4 separate regions of the Mus musculus genome follow, and all the other regions are linked to region 2. The links are chromatin loops, found by intact Hi-C in ENCODE. Cell type or tissue: heart. All regions are shown on one strand. Links, peaks and the distances in the headings refer to the core of each region. The heading gives the core; the rest is flanking DNA.

Region 1 (5,339 bases), core at 174-5,173, 65 kb before region 2:
GGGCAGCACTCAAAAGTGCTGGCCAGGAGGCTTTTGACTCAGTGTAGGTCCTGGGAATGACACCTTCCTCCCAGGTTGAATGCTCTGGTCTCTTCTCTCTGGTTAGCTGTGTTACCTGTAGGCCCAATAAGGAAGGGCTTCCAGATTTTCTGTCAACTGGCTTCTTTCACATGTCAGTTTTGTCATCCCTTTCTCGCCCGTCCCTACTCTTCTGCCACAAAATGTCCCCTAGTGAGTTTCTGACCTCTCTGGTGGGAGCATTGTCTTGAACGATAGTTCTTTTCAAATATTATTGTATTTTCTTCCCCAAGACTCTATAGGGCTTTCCTTGTCCCATTTTTACAATTTTATGTAAGGACTAAATATTAGTTAATTTTGATTTTCAATTTAAATTAAAACTTGGTTTTAGCTAGTGCGTAAGTGTCTATATTATCTTCGGTACTGTGAGATGTTTCAGTGCACAGATAATGATTAATGTGTAAGGCATAGTGTAATGTTTAAATCAGAGCAAACATATCTATGCCTTTATACATTTCTTTATTATGAATATATTAAAAATTGCTTGTACTAGCTTTTTGAGCCATCCTGTGTTCTGGCCTTAATTATAGTCATCTAACTGTGTAACAGCACATTTGAACTCACCGAGTTTCTAACTGTAGCTTCGTAACTCTTGACCAACCTGTCGCCATCGCTTCTACTGTAGGAAGCTTTTGTAAAACTTTGTGCTCCAAAGCCTGGCATCTTGGAAGATTCAGTGGTGGACTGAGCGAGCAAGTAAGGTTCTGGGCAGGTGTGCTTCCTCTTACCAAGGAAACAGCCGTAACTGCCTCAGTTTGGCAGTGAGAGGTGTGGAGGTGCCAGTGTTCATCCTTACCCACTCCTAGTGAACCTTGCATTCCAGAGGACCCATGAGAAAGAGACAGCATAGGGAGGTCGAGAAAAGCCACAGGAAAGAGAAGAATTGCAAGGAGGAGGGGCAAGAAAGGCTCCGCACATCTAATTAGTAGCTTCTATCTGGGATTCTTTTCCAGTAGTTACTAGAAAATGAGGATTAAACCCTGTGGGAACTTGAGGGCTTTAACAACGGGATTTGGGGTGTTTCAGGTAATGAATCTGTAAACGGCTGTGCTGAGGTTTTAGAATTGCTTAGAGTGATGACAAATGGGCCGCCCTCTGCCCTGCATTTGATGCAGCTGTGTTCCAGCACCACCCGGCTCTCTGACTTTCCCGTGTTTCCCGGAACATCCAGGATAAGGAGTGTGCTACAGATAGCAATGGACTGTGGCTCACAGGGGTGAGAGGCAAAGCCCCGAGCATCTTCTTTCTCCTCAATTGCTAAAACCATCTGGACAACAGTCCTGCTTTCTGAGAACAGAGCAGGTACGAGGCGACAAAGTCCATTAGGTGACAATAGAAAAACAGCCCCAAGTGTCAGACCCTCCAAGTCTTTCCTGTAGTTTCCTGTATTCTGTTCAGTGTCCCTGCTAATATCTGCAAAATGGGGTTAAAGGAACAAATAACAAAACTTAAAGGGTGGTTATAAAGCTTAAAGGGGTGAACAGGGATCTGATAGTGGAGAGAGAATAACTCCAGAAATAGTTGAAATAGCTAGATTACAAAAAATAGTTGCTTGATATTTGTATCACCTCGAAGTAACTCAAGTCCTCTTTCAGTTCAGCTCCAGAATGTTCTCAGACGTCTTGTTCTCTGTTTTTTCTTTTTATATTACAGTATATCACAATATATTGTATTTTATATTATGCATAATATTATGTATAATATATAGTATCTTATATAATGCAGTATAATTGCTACTGTAGTATGGATATGTTTTATTGTATTTCTTAATATTATTTTTTTCTTTTGTCTTTTCTCAGTTATATATTATTGACCCTATGTCAAACAATTTTACTTCTAGTGTTATATGTTACATTTATTACTATGTTACTAACAAATGGTCAGGTAGTTTTATTAATGTTGCTTCAAGTAATGTTTACCCAGACTGTTCTTGTTCCATTTCTCTATGAATATATACTTAAGGGTCGTTCAAATACTTTGTTATATATTGTTGTTTTCTCTCTGTGTGTGTGTACACACACATACTATGCAGACATGCACAAACACGCTCACACACAGAGAGACACCTGATTTTTAGATTTTAAATTACCTACCACGTTTCCATGAGGAAAAAAATTTAAGAGTCAAGAATTAGGAGCTAGCTTCAGAGGCCTATGGGATTTTGCCTTTACTTTGACTTAATTAATATATAATTACTTTATTTCCTGTCTTCTTCTTTCCCCTTTCATTCTCATGTCACTCTCCCCTTTTCCCTCCCAAGTTCATGGCCTCCTCCTCTTCTTTAACCATTGTTGTTACATATAAACATTATTATAGAAATAGAAGCTGCTGAGTCCATTCAATGTTACCTACATGGATGGTCCTAGGGCTGATACTTGCTATTAGATAACTCGTCATGGACTTCATTCCTGAGAGACTAATTCTCTATCCCTTGTTGTTAATTGCTTGTAGCCCTTCCTCTAGTGATGTAGCCCCTTGAAATTTTCCCTTTTGTTTTGAGATGTCCACTGTTTGGAATTCACAATCTCATACCAGATTTCCTGGTCCTCTAGATCTTTCTATCTTTATCCCTCCCCTTCTGAGATGTTTCCTGAGTCTTGGGTTCAGGAGTTGTGGTATTGTGTGGATTTGTTATTTAGGGATGGGTAGCCCATTATCAGTTGAACTCTGTATCAGGACCAGCTGTGGCTTTCTGTAATGGATTCTAGCTCTTGCAGAAAGAAACCCCCTTGGTGAGGGGCAATACCTACTATTACCCTGGGGAATAAGGCTGTAGTCAGAGTGCAGTTAGGACTCATACTGTTTGAGGAAAATGACAGCAGTTGGTTCTCTTCTTGGGTCTGTGAGCTTTCCAGCCATAGGCAGCTGACTAGGTTTCCAGTGCCAGACATGGTTTCCCTCCTGTTATCCCACCCTCACTCCAGTGAAACAGCTGTTGGTTGTCATCATTTCGGCCTCCTGGATCCCTTTCCAGGCCAGCCAGTCATTGTTTCAGGCTGTGGCTTCACAGCTTGGGTAGGGTTTCTGATGGCTCCTCTCCCTGGCAGCTCACATAGCACATCCTGATAGTATGAGAGCCACTCTTCAGGGTTGAGGCTTCCGGTTAAGCTCCAGCTTTATTCTTCTAAGTCCTGTATCCAATGTATATCCCACTTCAGCAACAGGATCATACCTCTAAATTCCAGAGGCAACCAATGGCAAAGACCGCAGTAGCCTTTATTAGCTTTGTTGAGGGGCAGTTCTCTTGGACTCCCCTAACTAATAGCTCAAGAGGGGTTTTCTCTTGCACATACTGGAGGTTTTGTTAGGTAGTTCATGGCTCTTAGGAGTAGGTTTTTTTCAAGGTTGTCACAACAACAACTCATAATATGGAACCACAAAGAATTAGTCATTGTATGAACACATGTTATTTTTTCTAGATTGTAAACCTATAGATTGGCTTACATTAATATTTCTGCATCTGGTTTTAAAACCTGTTCTATGGAAATTCTGGGTCCAGGGAATCTTCTTATGTGGACATAGATGTGAGTAGCCATGGTTGAGAAACGTGAGAGTCACAAGGACACATACACAGCTCACATGGTTTCTGCATGCAATGGACCCATGAGCATCACCTGTCTAGCTTTCTATCAAGAGGGTCAGAGGACAGTAATGAATATTGTGAGCAACAATACAGCCTACTACAGATTTTCCTTCCCATTCCCCCTAATCCTGAACTACAACTCTTCCAACCCCCACTGACCTCCTATTGCTATTATCATGGGGCAAATATTTGCAAGACTATATTGTCTATACCCTCTCATGTCTGTGCTCATGATTCTGCCGCTTAGCGTGCTCCAAGTACATACCCTCCTGTACTTATCATTTCTATAGTTAGCAAGTAAATTAATTTTATTTTATTTTCTTCTTGATCTCCTTTCTAATAACAGGGGTTGAACCCAATAACTTGCAGATGAGAGAAAGCACCCTACTCATGAGCTAGAGCCCTAATCATATTTGATCTTTATTTTGAAACAGAACCTCTATCAACTCCTGTTGTAGAATTCACTGTTTACACAGATACCTTCCCATTTGCAGTCCCCTTCTCTCAGAGTACCTGGGTGGCTGGAATCTCAGGTGTACCACAATGTGCATCTTTCCCATGTTGTTATGAAACCATTATGAAACTATCCTTGCCCTCTCTGCCAGCACGCTGAAGTTCCTCACTGTTGTTCTTCCCACAGAATCCTGCCTTGGTCTGATTGTTCCCAGGTCAGCTGGCTGCCTGCCACCTGTCCAGGCACAGAGCTGTCCTCTCAGTTTTCAGTCCCCTCTGAGTCCCTGTCTTCCCCATCTGCTGTTGGATCTGTCATTCTCCATGTCCATGGATTCTTCACCTATGTTTACTTCCTTACTTTCATAAATAACATTTTCTGTGGGAATTCCTTTTAAAAAGTGCAGCAGAGATCAATTTTTGAGATTCTGCCTGTTTAAAAATAACTTATTGTTTCTAATTTTTTTAATTAACATGTACTTACATCATTTTCCCTCTTCCCTGTATTCTTTCTAACCCTTTTGACACATTGCCCCCTCATTGCTCTCTTTCAAATTCTCAGCTTCTATTGATTTACTTTCTTTAATTTTTTAAATTAAATAATTAATTTAATTATTTAACATATATAGTGACTGAGTAGAATACACACACAAATTATATATATATATATATATATATATATATATATATATATATATATATATATATATATATACATACACACACACACACACACACACACACATATGACCTGCTCAGTCCTTATAATGTTACTTGTATGTATATGATTTCAAGGCAGATCACTTGGTATTGGATAACCAGTTATGGGGCTCTCTCATAAGGAAAGCTCTTTCTTCCATGCTCAGCACTCTTTAGTTGTCCGTAGCGCTTTGTCTAGGGTTGAAGCCACTTGAGATCCCCCCCATCCGTGTTAGCTTGTCTATTGGTGTCATCTTTCTTCATATCTTTCTATTATTACAACATTTAATTTTTAGCTAAATTAGGTCTGAATTTCTAGAGACTGTTCCTTCATGACTTCAGGAAAATTTACTCATCGCCACTGTTTTTTTCCCCCCTTATATCACTAGATTTCACTAGTGTTAATAAAATACTATTTTAAAACCAAATCTCTATGTTTTGTGAGATGTTGTGAACAGCTCTGTACGGAACCCCCTCTCTGTTTCCCTCTACGGAAGATTCATCTCTCTGGGTGAGACTTCCCTTGAAC
Region 2 (5,339 bases), core at 100-5,099:
ACAGTGAGTGTTGTCACTGCCAATCCTGGTCATGCTAGAAAAAAAAAATTGCATACAAGTGAAGCTTAGTACCCAAGGAGAAATATCCTAAGCAGTCAGGTAAATAGACCTACATAGAGTATAACACAGACTATATGAATATATACGAATATATAAATCTATAACCCCATTGAAGTGTAAGCTATTATTATTAAACATCATTCATAGCTTGAGAATCCCCTAGAATGCAACCCCCTATTGACTTACTGGGGCACACTGGTGGGATACTCACTGGAATGGGGATCTTCTCTGAGGGTATGGCCACAACATGCTAGAAGAAGTGACAACCCAATTATTCCCCAGACACACAGGTTGGAGAATAACACATGCTAAGGCTCTGTTGCCTTTGTTGCTCTTCTTTGTATTTTACAATTGTGAAGTTTACAAAGGCAATGGCAAGTCTCATAGACCTGTCTAGTCTAGAAGCACAGACAGAATGCCTAATGTGTGCTATGCATTAGCTGAACTGAGCTTAGATTCCAGAGAATGCATAGCTTCAGGGGGAGATTAAACAAATAGACCATATACCTTAGAGTTGTAAGTCCTATAACCAAAGGGAGGCTAAGGAAGATAACCCGTGAGTGGGCTGTATATTCTAGTTAATGACCATTTGCTTGCCTTCAATTTCCAGAGTATAAATTGAAATTTATTAACTATATTGCACTGAAAAAAATCTAAATTATAGACAATAAAACCCCAACAAAGGTTCATTTTGTGTTATACAGAGATGAACATCAAGAACAAATCGTCTGAGGTGGAATAAGATGGTGTTAAAGCTGGAGTCAGGAGGCTGTGATGGTTGGTGTTTTAAGAAACAGCAAGAACATAAAGGAAGGTGAACAGAGGTGTCAGGGCAGGGATGATCATAGAGGACCTTGTCAACTGACGTGTATGGATTTCCTTCCACTATAAAGAGGTCTCATTAGGCAGTTTAGACCTCAGGAGGAACACGGCTTGATTTTTGTTTTTAGAGGGCCATGGTGACTTGAGAGCTGAGTGTGGCCTGGTAAGTATGGCTGGGGCACAGTAGGCACATGGTTACTGTTCAGGTGACCGAGTATGACAGCTTAGAAGGAGTGAGAAATGATTGAGTTCACTGTGTACTTTGAAAACAGAGAGCAGACAGATGGTAGGTTCTGTGTGGAAGAGATGGAACTAAAGAATCTAAGATGGTTCCTGGATTCCCAGCTCTGCAAACTAAGAACATGGTGATGGCATGTTCTGAGGTGGGAAAGAATCCAGGAGCAGGTGTGGGGTGCAGAATAGCCCAGCTTGTGCCCTTCAACTGTGAGAGACTTATTAGATATCCAGGTTGTGTGCTGAAAGGCATTTAGGAGATTGATGCCAGAGCTTGTGAGGTCTGGGAGCCATTGCAGTAGGTTTCAGGGAAGAACCCCACCCCAAGACTCATACTGGAATCAACACAGGAAGCTGAAGTATGAAGTGACTAGGAGAGGTGACCTTAGAAATATGACCAGCCACCTCATCTCAACTACCCTCTTTCCAAGAATCCTTAGAGATATCACAGGTGACATTATATGGAGTGAAGATTTCACAAACACACCCCCTTAATTATTAAAGAATTCCAGATGTCTGTCCAGATGTTTGGGGGGGGGCACTCAGGTGGCACACTCGGGCTGGGATCAGAAAAGGAAATCTGGGACATGGGAACACACTTGTGCTTTTGATAAAAGGGACATTACCTAAACAGCTTCACCCAGGTGTTTCCAACAAGGCTCATCTAGACAGACAAGCCATGTATGCTAGAGTCCTATATATTCAAAAATAGGTCTCTGGCCCAAGTCACAGTGTGAACTTGGGAATTATTCTTTGTAGGTGTGAGAGATGTGTTGTAATGTCTAGGAAAGAATTGATGGAGAACGAAGACAAGTGACCTTGGAAGGCATGTGAGCCCAGAGCTTAGAAACAGCAGAGATACCACAGATGGGGAAGAATATAGTCAACACACAGCATGTTTTCAATAAGAGGAGAAAGAAAAGATTCCCACATTCTACAGGAGCAGTGCTAATGCAAATATACTACACTGGGGTCCTGAGTGAATCTGAATTATGCGCAGTTTGAATTATGCTCATATTGTATTTGCAGTCAAAGTGCTGTGTGGGACTACGCCTCCAGATTGTACTTTCACAGGGAGAGCCATAAAGCACACTTTCTGGCCCAGCTTCTGTTTAGGGCTCGCCCACATTCAGGAAAAAAAAAAAAAAAAAAAAAGAAGCCAAAAGCCAGCCCTTGCTTCTGGTGACTTTCACAATAGTGTTGAAATGGCATCCGCCCTTGTGATTCCACACAAGTGGTCCAAAATAGAAATGCAAGAAGTTGGGGTCCCACACCCATTCTCCACCCCATTCACATCTCCTTTTGTTTTTATGTGCCTGCTTCTGGGAGTCCTTGATCTACAGAGGGTTTCCATCCTCCTTGGCAACCCCTGACCTCTGGCAGTTTGCCCAGGGCTAAACAATGATCCAGAATCCCTTAGCCGAGAGATGAAGAAAATGTGGAGAGGATAACTCACAGGCTGCTCTCTGGATCCTGGACTCCCCATTAGTCAACAAAGCCAGCTCCAGACCTCTGTCCTGGTGTTCTAAAACATACCAGAAGTTTCTACTTAAATGCATCTTCGATATTTCTGCTTTCTCTCTCTCTCTCTCTCTCTCTCTCTCTCTCTGTGTGTGTGTGTGTGTGTGTGTGTATGTGTGTGTGTGTGTGTGCATGGGTGTGCTTGTGCTCGCATGAGCAGTTTCATGGGCATACAAAGGCCAGAGTTCAACATCAAGTGTCTTCCTTAACTTCTCTCCATCTTATTTTCTGACTCAAGGCCTCTCGTTGAACCTGTAGCAAATCGATTCCTCTCTATCGGCTGCCCACTGGGCCCCAGAGAGCTCCCTGTCTCCTCTTGCCTGGTGCTGGGATCACAGTTGTAAACCCTGTGCGTTGTTTGAACTCAGGTTCTCGTGCATGAGCAGCAAGCACTTAAGTGAGTCTCGGCCACCTGTTGCCATGCTGCCCCCTCTCCTTGAATTCAGCCTCTGAAACATTAGCCAAAATCAACTCTTTCTTCATTAAGTTGCCTCTGGTAGTGGTTTACACAGAAAGAGAAAAGCAACCAAGACAGAAACAATTCAATTTGTGAGTCATCTGACTAGCCAGTTGGCTTCTTTTATCCCAAAGGGTCAGGTCCACAGAGTCACAGATGTGCAGGAAACCTTGGACTTGCTGTGAGCATCCCTCAAAATTTTTTTTATCACACTCTCACATTACATGCCTGCTCTACTGCTGTGCAACAACATATTATGTGAACATCATATAAACTACTTACTTGTATGTGAAATATATATACATATATACATATATATATATATATATATACACACACATATGTAGTGTCTGAAGTAGAAAAGAAAAGAAAGCAACTTTCAAAACTATATGCTAATTATGACAAAACATTTAACCTCACAATTCTCTGGTATGTTTGAGAAAAGAAATGATAAAATGAAACAACCACTTGAACTTTTAAACCCAAACACTGTATTTCTTTGTAAATGTTTGTGCCTGTGGGCATGCAGTGTGTGTGTGTGTGTGTGTGTGTGTGTGTGTGTGTGTGTGTGCTTAAATTAAAGGGCAGGTACAGAATATTAAATAGGATAATTGTAAATAGCTTGGACCTTAAATATACTAAGCTATGGGAGAAACTGACCTCCATAAGAAAGAATTACAAGTCTGATCATTCATGTTCTTTCTCTAAGGGGCTGGAGTAGTTGGAGTTTATATTGGAACAAGTTTTAGATTTTCTTCTCAAGTCAAATGGATACACTGTTATTCTGTGATTTAAAATTTCTCCAAGGTAACTTAATCCTCACTCAAGTGTAGTGTCATACTTGTGAAAGGTCATAACTTCTATTGAGCATCAGAGCTGGATGTGGTGGCCACAGTGAGACTCTCCGTTCTCTTATACTCGAAGCAGGAGGACTGTGAGCTCAGGTTCAGCCTGTGTTGCAAAACAAAACAATGTCCCAAAAAACAGAGCAAACAAAACAGCAGCAGCAACAGCAACAGGAATTGTGTTGGGGAAGAAGAGATCAGACCATTGCATAACTTGTGCACTTTGTCCCAAGAAACTTCCTTTTCACTCTTAACTTCTGAGTTTCTTCACATGTAAAATGGATATTGTGGCTGAAAAGATGGCTCAGTTGCCACACAAACCTAAGGACCTGAGTTTGGATCCCCAACCTCTGTGCAAACAAAGCTGGACACTGGGTCCATACCTGTCATCCTAGCACTGAAGGGGAGGAGCCACGAGATTCCTGGGGCTTGCTAGGCAGCTAGATCTGGTAAACGAGTGAGGATTGCTGGGCATGAGAGAAGCTCTTTCAGAAAGCAAATTACAGAAAGACTAAGGAAGACAACTGCTACAGATCTCCAGCCTTTGAACATGTGCACATTCCTGCACATGCACAGGTGCACACAAACATGAAGATATAAACATATACCATATCCACAACTTAAATAAATATAGGAATAATTACATAATTTTCACACTCTCCCTGAAAAACATATAAAGGTTGATGCATTGTTGATTAAGAGGCATAGTTTGAGATCTTAGAAGAAGGGGTTTCTGTAGATGATGTATAGTGTTGTCACTATTTCATGTGAGGTTCTGCTGCATAGGTGGGATGGTCCCCTCTTTGAAGGGTCACAGAAATGAGCAAGCCCGGCCTCCAGAATGACACAACCTAATCCTCCCTACTGAACAGCTCCCTGGGTTCTGACCATTGTTCCCTGTTTCCTGGCTCTCCACAAGCCCGATCCTTAAACATTGAGCAAGCTTCTGGCTTGGAGAAGAACTAAGTGCATATTTGCCTATATTCCAAAACCAAGATGACGTACACTTCCAATCGAACAGATGTGGTCAGCCGTTGATTAGACCCAGCGGAGGAGTCTGAAACTCAGCCAGAACAGCAGAGAGTAAGAAACAGGGGTGAGCAAAGGTGAACAGATATACAATGTTTCTTCCTTCTGATTACTGGATTTTCTCTCCTTTTCCTCCTCCTCCCGTTTTACTCCTCTTCTGGCTCCTCCCTCCCTCCCTCCCTCCCTCCCTCCTTCCCTCCCTCCCTCCCTCCCTCCCTCCCTCCTTCCCTCCCTCCCTCCCTCCCTCCCTCTCTCCCTTCTCCTCCTCCTCTTCTGCCTCCAAGTTTTCCCATTTTCTCTGTAAAAAATTTTTCCAAGTGTTTCCCTTCCTGGCTTTCTTTGTGGACATTAGCAAAGGTGTGTCCACTGTT
Region 3 (5,339 bases), core at 110-5,109, 150 kb after region 2:
TGTGGCTTCACCGGTAGAATGCTCGCTTGGCACACACAAAGGCTAGGTTTCATCTCTGGAACTGAATGAAGTTGGTAGGAGACTGAGGCAAGAGGATCAAGACTTCAAAGTCCTCAACTACAAAGAGACTTCAAGGCCAGCATGAGATGTCATCTCAATGAAAAGAGAAGAAAATCAATGATTCCATAAATCCATCAAACACATCTGCTCACACGCAGAGAGGAGTTAAAGAGAAGAAGGCAGGTGGCTTGGTCCTATATGGTAGGTACCAATTCTCATTGGAACAATTGGAAGTTTTCTCAATTCCATCTGTCATCAGATAATTCCTAAGGCCTTACCCAGAATGGTTTTGTTTGGAACTGAGACTGAAGGAAGGACCATCCAGAGACTGCCCCACCCGGGGACCTTTCCCATAAACAACCACCAAACCCAGACACTATTGCAAATGCCAACAAGATTTTGCTGACAGGAGCCTGATATAGCTGTCTCCTGTGAGGATCTACCAGAGCCTGGCAAATACAGAAGTGGATGCTCACAGTCATCTATTGGATAGAGCACAGGGTCCCCAATGAAGGAGCTAGAGAAAGTACCCAAGGAGCTGAAGGGGTCTGCAGCCCTATAGGAGGAACAACAATATGAACTAACCAGTACCCCCAGAGCTCCCTGGGACTAAACCACCAATCAAAGAAAACACATGGTAGGACTCATGTCTCTAGCTGCATATGTAGCAGAGGATGGCCTAGTTGGCCATCAATGGGAGGAGAGGCCCTTGGTCTTGCAAAGATTCTATGCCCCAGTATAGGGAAATAGGCCAGGAAGTGGGAGTGGGTGGGTTGGGGAGCAGGGGGATGGGGGAAAGGAATAGGGGATTTTTGAAGAGGAAACAGAGAGGGGGATAGCATTTGAAATGTAAATGAAGAAAATATCTAATTTAAAAAAGAGGAAAAAATGTTTGAAGTAACTGTGAAAGCATATGGGCCGGCAAGTCAGGTTAGACACTGAAGCATCTGTGAAGATGGCGACTCTCATCCTCACAGCTCGACCCTCCTCCCTCCCATTCCTACCTTCACCACCTCTTTTTCCAAATATAGTTATAATCACCAATCCCTGTGCTTAGCCGAGTCCCCACTCCCTAGTACAACCACACTTGACTTTCCATCTCTCATGGTGATTTCTCCACAAGAGACATGAGACCAGCCAGAGGGGACACTGGCTACCCTTACAATTCCCATGAAGCAATGGAGGTGAGGTACCGCAGCTAGCCTATCACCAGGTACTTGGCAGAAGGTCTTGGGTGACTTGGCTTCCATTCTGTAGGCCCCTCCCCTTCCCAGTCCACTTCCAAGAGCAGGTCCAAGAGATGATGACATCAATGAGACTTGCAGATATGATCCCTCCAAAAACAATCCCAGGAGGAATTGTCCAGATGGGAATTTCCAGCTGAGCCTGGAAATAATGCAGGCCACCATGGCATCTGAGTGTGTGAGTGTTGGGTGTGGGTGGCAGGGTGTGCTCATTTGTTTGGACATGTGTAAAGGTCAGAGGCTGATGTCTGGATGCCCTTCTCAATGACTTCTTTACCTTACCATTCTCTCTGAGCTCGGCACTTGCTATTTCAACTAGACAGACTGGCCAGCCACCTCCCTTAACCTCATGCCTTGCTTCAGCCCCCATGTGTTAGGGTTACAAATGCTAAATGCACTTTTACAAGCCCTAATTTTTTTTCTTTATTGCACAGAAATGGAGTGTAGAATTCACTGCATATTTTATCCAATAAGAAGCTATCCAGCTTTTGGCATGTAATAGACAGCTTTCGTACAAGTCCAATAGTTTTGCAAAACAGACTCACATTTAAACTTAAAGAATTATTCTCTCTCTCTCTCTCTCTCTCTCTCTCTCTCTCTCTCTCTCTCTCTCTCTCTCTCCCTCCCTCCCTTCCTCCCTCCTTCCTTTCTAACTCTGCATCAAGATCTAATTGCATACACCAGGCCAGATGTTGCATATTAATATCATGATAACCACTACTGTTATGACTTCCTACAGCATTTTTCTTTCTTGTAGCTAATCTTTTCAAAAGCCAAGCCTCATTATTTTAAGGTCCCTACCTAAACAAAACATTTGCTTTTGCACTTAAGGCTGTCAGGAAACACTGTGGGTGGAGCAGAGGAGACCAGCCTGTCTTCTAGGCCTCATGAAGTCACTGAGAGCAGCCTACAGAGCGGGGGACACCCTCCTTATGCAAGCGAGGGAAAAAGGCTGACATCCCTAAACCAGGGTGAAAATGTGCTCACTTCTGAAAATAATATGTCTTTGGTTTCAATTCATATTCAACCCTTTCAAGGATCTCGAAGAAACAGCGCAGGAGCCGGGCTCCGGTTCCCCGATGAATTGAGCGTTTGTTGCCTTGGAAAAAGATCCATCCTGTGGGGGTGTCCGTGGCAGCTGACTGACTCCCAGAAAGGATGAAGGATTACAAACCGGGCTCCAGTTGGATGTGATTTCAGCCGAGTGTGGTATTATTTTTCCTTTATGGTTAACAGCCTTGTGCTTTTCCTCCCCGTGAGAACAGGAGGTAGAGCACGCGTGACCCAGGCTCCACGTGGAGCCCCCCCCCCCCCCAGGAAGGGCACTGCGGGCCTGCGGCTCTAGATGTGTGGCATTTCCCTGATGCTCCCTAAGAGCCGGCCAGCACTGCCTGTGGTTTTTCCAGGTGGTGCTTAAAACATGCCTCGCTGAAGCCCACTTGAAACCTTAGGAAAGCTCTCTGTGAATCGTGTTCTTTCTGGGGATGACTGTGGGATTTATAAGCGAATTCATCACTTTGGACCAGGCTCCAGTATGAAGAAACACAACCAGCTGTAATCTGGCCTAACCCTAATAGAGTATTACAGCATGATCAACTTGGGAATTTAGTGTTTACATGTTTAGGCTTAATCATATTTTAACCCCATCAAATCGGCCACACGCAGGAATAGTTTGCTGCCGTACACTTCCCTGCAAGTGCGGATCGCAAGGCACTGGGTGTTGCCTTTGGGCCCAAGTGTCTTGATGGTGGTTATGGCATCTTTCCCTAGCTCTGACCTTAGCACCAAGAGGATGGCTTCTGCCAAGATATTACAGGCCACATTCCCACAGGCCTGGTGCTCACATCCTACCGAGTCACACCACTGGCATGTTAACCATTCCTCTGCCAGTAGCCATCAACAGCCAGTAGCGATTTAAGGATATTCTGCGGGCTGGGATGTTGACTGGCCTTTTCTTGCATAGGTGTTGTGCAGGCAAGATTGACTCCCAGAACTGGGCAAATCTTTATACACCTTCTCGGCATTTCATTGGCTCTCAAGCTTCTCAGCATCTCATTGGCTGAGAAGTAGCCAGACAGGAGACAGCTGTCTCTTTCTCCTTGGCGTCAACGATCTCTAGCCATGCCGGTAGATCCTAGGTTTGGCTCAGGGAGGAAGTATCAGTGACTCGTGTGCCAGCATTGTAGCGGGCCTGCTTGGCTAAGTTCCAAGACAGGGGTGGGAGATGCTCAGGGCTGTTGCTTGTGATCCCCAACAAGACCCTTGGGGGGCCAGGTTAAAAATCAACAACACAGATTATGGGAGTCAGGCAAGCCGCGGGTTGGCTCGGGAAGGAAGTATGTGCTCGCGGGTTAGTATTGTGGCTGGGCCTGCTTGGCTAAGCTCTGCTGTACAGAGAGTCCCTTCATTCCCAGTTCTTTTTCCTCCCTCCCCCCACCCCCCTGCTCGGTTTGCTGCTGTGCAGCGTAGGGATCTCTGGTCCACCCATGTGTGGAATAGCCTACTGACCTAACTTCCCCTTCCTTTCACTGTCTTAATGGCAGCAGTCACAGTAATTCATCCCCGGAAGTGACGTCGATTGGGCTGCTTCTCTGTTTCAAAGTCTTTGCTCTTTACTTTTAGTTTACAGAGATAAATGAGGCCATTTTCATGTAAGGACACAATGTACTTTGAGCCTATTTTCCCTGTACCCCACTGCCCTGTCTCCCTTCCCCCTAGTCCTCTCTGTTCCCCGATAGCTCTCTTACTTCCACGCCACTGGAGTTTGTTTCTGGTATCACACATCTGTAACATCTAGGGTCCACAAATGAGACAACGCACTACAGCCCCACTCTTCTCTGTGCTTTGTTGGTAAACACCTTGGTTGCATCAAGTTTGCGAGACTTGGAGTAAAGTAACTGCAGCTTATACTCTAGCAGGACTCTAGGTTGTAGCGTGGCGCCCGTCACACAGAATATAGGTTTATAGAATACAAGATACCTTCAAAGCCTAGGTTAAGCATTTTCATTTGTTTCATAAATACTAGAGAGGTATTATCAGCGTCATACTTAATTGCTAACTATTGAATGACCTACTAAGCCATTCTCAGGAGTGACACAGGGTTTAGAATAACCCTTGCAGATGGTGTGGCCCTCCCCCAACATTATAACCAGCAGGCACACCAGAGAGGGCAGCATGTTCTCCTGACGAGGCTGGACTGGGTGGCATGGGAATGACGAATGGGTCTAAAGCCTCAGACCCATTGTCACTCTGACTCTTTAGGACAGAGACCCTGAGGACAGTTCCCGGCAGCTGTGTGTGTGCACCAGTTCACTGTAGGAAAGGATGCTTAATCTTACTCATTTCCTCTCACCTGAGGGAAATCTCCCTATGTCACCCAAGGTTACTTCCTGTCATAGGGGACATCCATGGTTTTGGTCCCTTTGTTGTGTTTTGTAAAAGAAGAAGAAGAAGAAGAAGAAGAAGAAGAAGAAGAAGAAGAAGAAGAAGAAGAAGAAGAAGAAGAAGAAGAAGAAGAAAAAGAAGAAGAAGAAGAAGAAGAAGAAGAAGAAGAAGAAGAAGAAAATAAAGCAAAGGATATGTTTTGGTATAGGTGCTGTATGGTGTGGGGGAAGAGGATGCATCTGCGAGCCCATGCTGAGGCATCCCTTCCCCCTGAGGTACCAGACACATGAAAGTATAGTATAGAATAGAGTTTATTTAGGGCATAGGGGAGAGTTGATGGAGTGGTAGGAACAGAGAAAGGCAGAGAGAGAGAGAGAGGAGGAGGAGAGGTTGGCCATGAGCACATGGAGAGAGGGTGGAGGGGAATGGGGAGAGAAGGGACAAAGAGGGAAGAGAAGAGAGAAAGAGAAAAGCAAGAGGAAGAGAGTGAGGAGGGGGGCCAGCAGTTCCTTTTATAGTGAGTCAGGCACACCTGGCTGTTGCCAGGTAACTGTGGGGCAGAGCCTAGAAGAAATGCCCAACACTCTTGCTTTCTCTAGGTGACCTAGTAGGGCTATTATAACTGCATGGCTCTCTTGTCGCAGATTTGCT
Region 4 (5,339 bases), core at 235-5,234, 79 kb before region 2:
GTGGATTATGGATTTATTTTTCATTTTGTTGGGGAAGGGATCAGTATCTTCTGGCCTCCAACTCAATATTTAGCCAAGGCTGGCCCTGGACTCCTTATTCTCCTGCCTCTAGTCCCTGAGTTATACCACCACATCTGGTTTGCATTTTCTTGATGATTAATGATATTGCATGCGTTTTCATGTATTTGGTAGCCATTTGTGTTTCTTCTCTGAAGGAAAGTCTATAAAACCTTTTGCTACTTTTGAATTGGGCTAGTGTCTTTTTATGAATATATCATGATATTTCTTTATATGTTTTGGTATTAATAAGAGTTTATTAGATATTTGATCTGCTTTGAGTGGTACTAATGTTTTATGCTTGTACTTGCTAGATTCATTTTTGTTTGTTGGTAGTGCTATGGAGTGCACCAGGATCTCAAGTACTCCCTGGTAGCAATCACTTATTGTTATAACTATGTTTTGATTGTGGGTTTTATTTTGTGTGGTACAATATTTTTGCATATAACACATTGGCCTTGAACTTCCAATCCTCTTTCCTCAGCCTCCTGAGTACTGAGATAATGGGTATGCCTCGCCAAACCTGGCAGCTACTATCTTTGAATGAGTGTTCAGGTTGGAAGATCCTTTGGCCTGGTAGAGCATAGCCCTGGCAATCCATCTGGACCAGCTGGTTCTGGATTGGTTCACTCTTAGCCTGAAACAGGTATCATTCCTATTTCTCTTGTTGGCATTGGCCTGAACTGGTCATAACTATCACAGGCGATGGGAGCAACCAAAATTGAACATAAAGGGAGACCCTCATGGATTCATAGGGTTCTTGAAGAAATTAGGCAGATCATGAAAGTGTAAGGGAGGAGAGGCTAGGAGAGGTGAGCAGGGAGAAGAGGTGAACAATGTTTTATTCATAACTATACTGGCTTTGCCCTCAATCTGGCTTTGACCTGTCTTTGAACATACGTTGGATGTGTTATTTGCCATTTCATTCAAATGTTCACTTCTGTTCCACAGTCAAGCACGTGGGTGATCTTTTCATCCAAGGAAATGTAAGCTCAGAGGTTACATAACTCACCAACTGAAGCCTTATTCCTATAAGGACAGAGAGGTAATGAACCTTCCGTTTATATTTTCTCATTATAGATTAATAAAGGAGGATGCAGATATTCAAAGAGGCAAAGCTATCATAACCACAGTCAGACCTGCTGAGCGTAGGCTTTGATCTGTTAATGCCAATCTGTTTGAAGCATCAAAATAGAAAGGGGCAGGGAAGGAAGGGCAAGATTAGGAATCTAAGCCTTTGAAGTGTCTGCCCTGTGAAAGCCATCTGTAAAACTGTAGGCTGCGTCCCTGTCCCATCAAATCAGACATAATCTTAGTTTACTTAAAGAGACCCTGAAGCTGGTAGCTCACTTTACAGATGGCACGCTGTGCTGTGGAAGAGAAGTCTCCCCACAGGTAGGAACCTAGAACCAGTGGAAATTGTTAAAATGCTACTTTAAAGTAAACTCTACTATTGAGACATTTGAAAAAGACACTAAGCCAGTGTTGAATCAGGCTCGGCCCCACTCCAGTCACCCCATGTTGTGCAAAACAGTGGTCCGTGCCCTGCCTTGAGAGAGACTGTTTCACCTGCAGCTTTTGAATCCAGACTGAAGATGAAGGATGATTGCGCACTTCAGTGTACATACAAATGGCTCGCTCTGTCAGCCAATGAGGCACAGGCTGATGAATGATTGGTTCCTGGAAGGAGAAAACATGCTACCATATGTAATTAAGGTACATTGAGATGATCTAAGCACATGAGCTTATTTCAATCATATCAGGAAAGCACCCAGCCTTAGGAAAGAGGAAACTTCCTCACCTGGAACATATAATACTGCCATGTACAGTGGTGACTCTGCTGATCTGTCACCTGATACCTTGTGTGTGCTTTAAAGGGACAACAGGCAGGGAACATTCCAGCATCCCAGGGTCTTCAGCTTGATTTGCCTTCACTGGTGACACAGTCTGTTTTAACTGTTCTCTCTGTTTGCTATTTGTACAGTGTAGAATTCTGCAGTGGTAGCCATGTGTAACCTAACATAAGTTTTATGTCTATATAGTATTGATATATTTACTGTGTAGTGTGTGTGTGTGGTATAATTGCTGTTGTAATGTGTGATCTGAGCTTAGAATAAAAGAACCTATTTCTTCAGCCAGCTACCTGGAGACTTTGGGACTCCTTGACAAATGTTGCCAATAAAACCAACCTAGCTGATTGTTATTTAATAAAGCCCAGCACTGTGAAAAGATACAAATGTGGCTGTGTTTACAAGTCAGCGAGCTCACAGCAGTTCGCCCAGATCTCTCCTTTTCAGAGATGGTGATAAAGCTATATTGACTTCGTAAAACAGATAAAGAAATTGGAGTGAGAAATACAAGATATTGAGTCAGCACAGCCAGGGATCAAGATGTTCCCTGGAGTCTTTTTGTGTGATCACGTCCCATAGCCAAGTTCACTTATCCAAGAGGAACAAGTGATTAGCCAGTTCTTTTTTTCTTTCTTTCTTTCTTTTTTTTTTTTTTTTTAAATGAACTTTGGCACTCAGCAAAATGAATGTGGAAGACATATGGCTGGGTCCTGTGGCCAAAGTCAGAATTGAAAATTTTTCCCTTTCAGGTCGTTGGCAATCTAGCTTGAGAGCCCCTGGCCAGCTAGAGGTTTGTCCTCTCTCTGTCCTGTGTTCTGCTTAGCATTTCTTTGGCTCTTTCTGAATCAGTGAATGATATCTGCCTTTACAGTAGAGAGAAATTTGTCATTTTGAGATTGGTAATATGTCAGCGACTCCATGCCCTACCTACAGCACACGCTAGCTGCAGGGACTGTGGGAGCAGGCACCGTGCCTATCTCCATGTCTACAGGAGTAGACAACAACGTCCTCCCTAACTCCTGACCCCTGCAAAGGGCTTCCCCGAGATGAGAGCTGCGCTACACAGTTATTTATGAGACGTTAACCTTCGATCATTTCCAAGGCACAACAAAGCCTTCTTCTCTGGGTTACTTATTTATTTATGCCAGCATTACAGTACTTCATTATTGCCACAGGGGGAACCGTCGGCTTAATTTTGCTTCGGAGACAGTGCTGCTGAAGTCATTCGGCTAATGATTTATGCCCCGCGTGACTGGGCAGTCGTCTGTGCTTGCTGATTATATCTTGTTTACTGTTTATAACCAGCAGTCATTATGCCACCGAAGGCCCCTGCCAGCTCACCGCGTTTATTTATCCCTGTGGATCTTTAGATACGCTGGTTAGTATAGAAAACTTTTGAATGGTTTAGTATTTTTTAAAAGCCCCAGAAGCTGTGAATTAAACCACTGTGCTCTCTGCCTCACGGGAGAAAGAGTTTGTTGAGAGTGAGCGGTGAACAGCACGCCCCCATCCCCCAGCTCTCCTGCTTGCTTCTGGTTTGATCAGAAAGAAAGCCTGAGTGCTTTTCAGGAATATGGGGCTGTGACTCCGTCATCAGTTTTGGGTTCTGAGATCACAGGTTTTTCCCCTTGGCTGCCGCAGATTTTACCATATTAAGGAAACAGTTTGCTTAGAGAAATGCTGCACGTGTATACAGGTATACAGGCTAGGTTTGGTGGCTGGCAGGACTCACCCATTTAGCCCTGGGGCCAGCCTCTGTGAACAAAACCTTTACAACCAGCCTGCAAGATTTTTTTTTCTTTGTTCTGAGATGCACAGGGCAGATGAACCACATGGACAGGCAGAGAAAGGGACGGTTTGTATAACGTGGCAACATGTTTCCGCACTGGGAGGTGGCGAGGCATCCTTCACTCTGATTTGTGAGACAAATTCCCTCCTCGATGGGCGCTGGAATTCACCAATGAGTCTAAATGGTCTATAAGCCCCAGGCACCTGCCTAGATCTGCTCCTCAGGGCAGAGAATGACACCACACCTGACTTTTCTACTAAGGGGTTGGGGATCTGAACTCTGGTCCTCACGTTTGCCTGGCAAGCTCTTTACCCACTGAGCTATTCTGCTTGCCCTTTGCAACGATCATGTACAAATGCCTGTCTTGACACTGTTCCCACTCAGAGAGAAGGAAGGAAAACCTTACTGTTCTTGTGAGCAGCCGCAGACCAATCTGGATGACTGGTTCTGAACTTAGCTTTCTCCATCGAAGCTGTTGGCTGCCGAACCCTCCCCGCTCCTCCCCCCACTTTCCTTTGCTTTTACTTTTACATAGTTCTCTCTCTCTCTCTCTCTCTCTCTCTCTCTCTCTCTCTCTCTCTCTCTCTCTCTGCCCCTGGAATAGCTTCATATCTCTGCTCCTTAGTCAGCCAGTTCAGCCTGGTCACAGAGCTGCTTTCTCTGTAGACTGGTGATCCAGTTGAACAATGAGTGCTTGCCCAGGGAACTCAGGCACCTCACATTGAACAAAACACAGGGCACAAGGCAAGAGTTGTTTCTGACAACAGGTTTAGATATGAGAATAAAATCCCTCAACTGCTATAATGCATGTGGACAATTCAACCAAAAAAAAAAAAAAATCAGGAATTGAGTACATCAGTTTGTACGTAGAGAGCCAGGGCCAGTCTCTAAGGATGGGAACAAAACTGTTCCCATGTTTCAGTGTTATAATTTGAACATCTGTATATAACTTTAGTCCCAGAGAGTCCCCTGACACTGTCTTCTATATCAAAAACGGCCAGACACAAAAAGGAAATATATGTGATGTGTGTGTGTCTGCACGTGCGTGTGTGTCTTTAAAACACAAACCAAAGAGTAATAACAACTGTTTGATTCTCCTCATGACTCTATTTTCCTCACACAGATGCAAACCTTGAGCATAAATATTTGCAATATTATAACACATGGGGATATGGAAGCCATCTTATTTAGACATCATTTCTCCCTGGAAATACTATTCTGGTTTGTCAGGAGTTTTCGTTCATGTGTGTTTTCATTTAGTCTTATAATTACTCCTTCTAAGAAAGTAAAATGAAACTAACAAATTTTGGTGCAAATTACTCTGAAACGTCATTAAAGAATTTTATCACTATTTTAGAAATGGAATCTTATACAGCTTACCTCAGATAGCTGGCCAATCTTTTCTGCTTTTAAAATTCAAAATGTAACTAAATTACAAGTTATTTCAAAGTCTCTCTCTCTCTCTCTCTCTCTCTCTCTCTCTCTCTCTTTCTCTCTCTCTGCCTCTCTCTCAAACACACAGATACATACACAGATACACACAGACAGACACAAAGATACACAGACACACACAAACACAAAGATACACAAACACAAACACAGACACACACAGAGACACACATACAGACACACACAGACACACA

Evidence for each region. Peaks named below come from ENCODE experiments on the same cell type or tissue, not always from the same donor. Only the 100,000 strongest peaks of a DNase experiment are listed, where the experiment ranks them.
Region 1: a loop joins it to region 2, with 2.7 times the contacts of the local background. A loop is called at or near these places in 2 of 42 quality-filtered maps.
Region 3: it touches region 2 in a loop (2.9-fold over the local background); 4 of 42 quality-filtered maps call a loop at or near these places.
Region 4: it touches region 2 in a loop (2.3-fold over the local background); 2 of 42 quality-filtered maps call a loop at or near these places.

What each region holds. Positions count from the first base shown.
Region 1 is chr1:186,194,246-186,199,584 of GRCm38, forward strand. No RefSeq gene overlaps it. Among named protein-coding and RNA genes, the nearest start is that of Gm35201, 59 kb to the left of the region's middle. In heart, for the core only: no CTCF peak of the experiment used is centred there; a DNase peak (open chromatin) is centred at 3,046.
Region 2 is chr1:186,259,209-186,264,547 of GRCm38, forward strand. No RefSeq gene overlaps it. Among named protein-coding and RNA genes, the nearest start is that of Gm35201, 120 kb to the left of the region's middle. In heart, for the core only: no CTCF peak of the experiment used is centred there; DNase peaks (open chromatin) are centred at 2,513 and 4,923; H3K27ac peaks cover 2,147 bases.
Region 3 is chr1:186,411,074-186,416,412 of GRCm38, forward strand. Gm35341 (a long non-coding RNA gene) reads left to right here. Exons shown (of 4, transcript XR_373803.1): 2 at 2,342-2,513. Among named protein-coding and RNA genes, the nearest start is that of Gm35341, 5.9 kb to the left of the region's middle. In heart, for the core only: no CTCF peak of the experiment used is centred there; DNase peaks (open chromatin) are centred at 1,418, 2,328 and 2,938.
Region 4 is chr1:186,179,692-186,185,030 of GRCm38, forward strand. No RefSeq gene overlaps it. Among named protein-coding and RNA genes, the nearest start is that of Gm35201, 45 kb to the left of the region's middle. In heart, for the core only: a CTCF peak has its summit at 3,074; a DNase peak (open chromatin) is centred at 3,160; H3K4me3 peaks cover 228 bases; H3K27ac peaks cover 1,695 bases.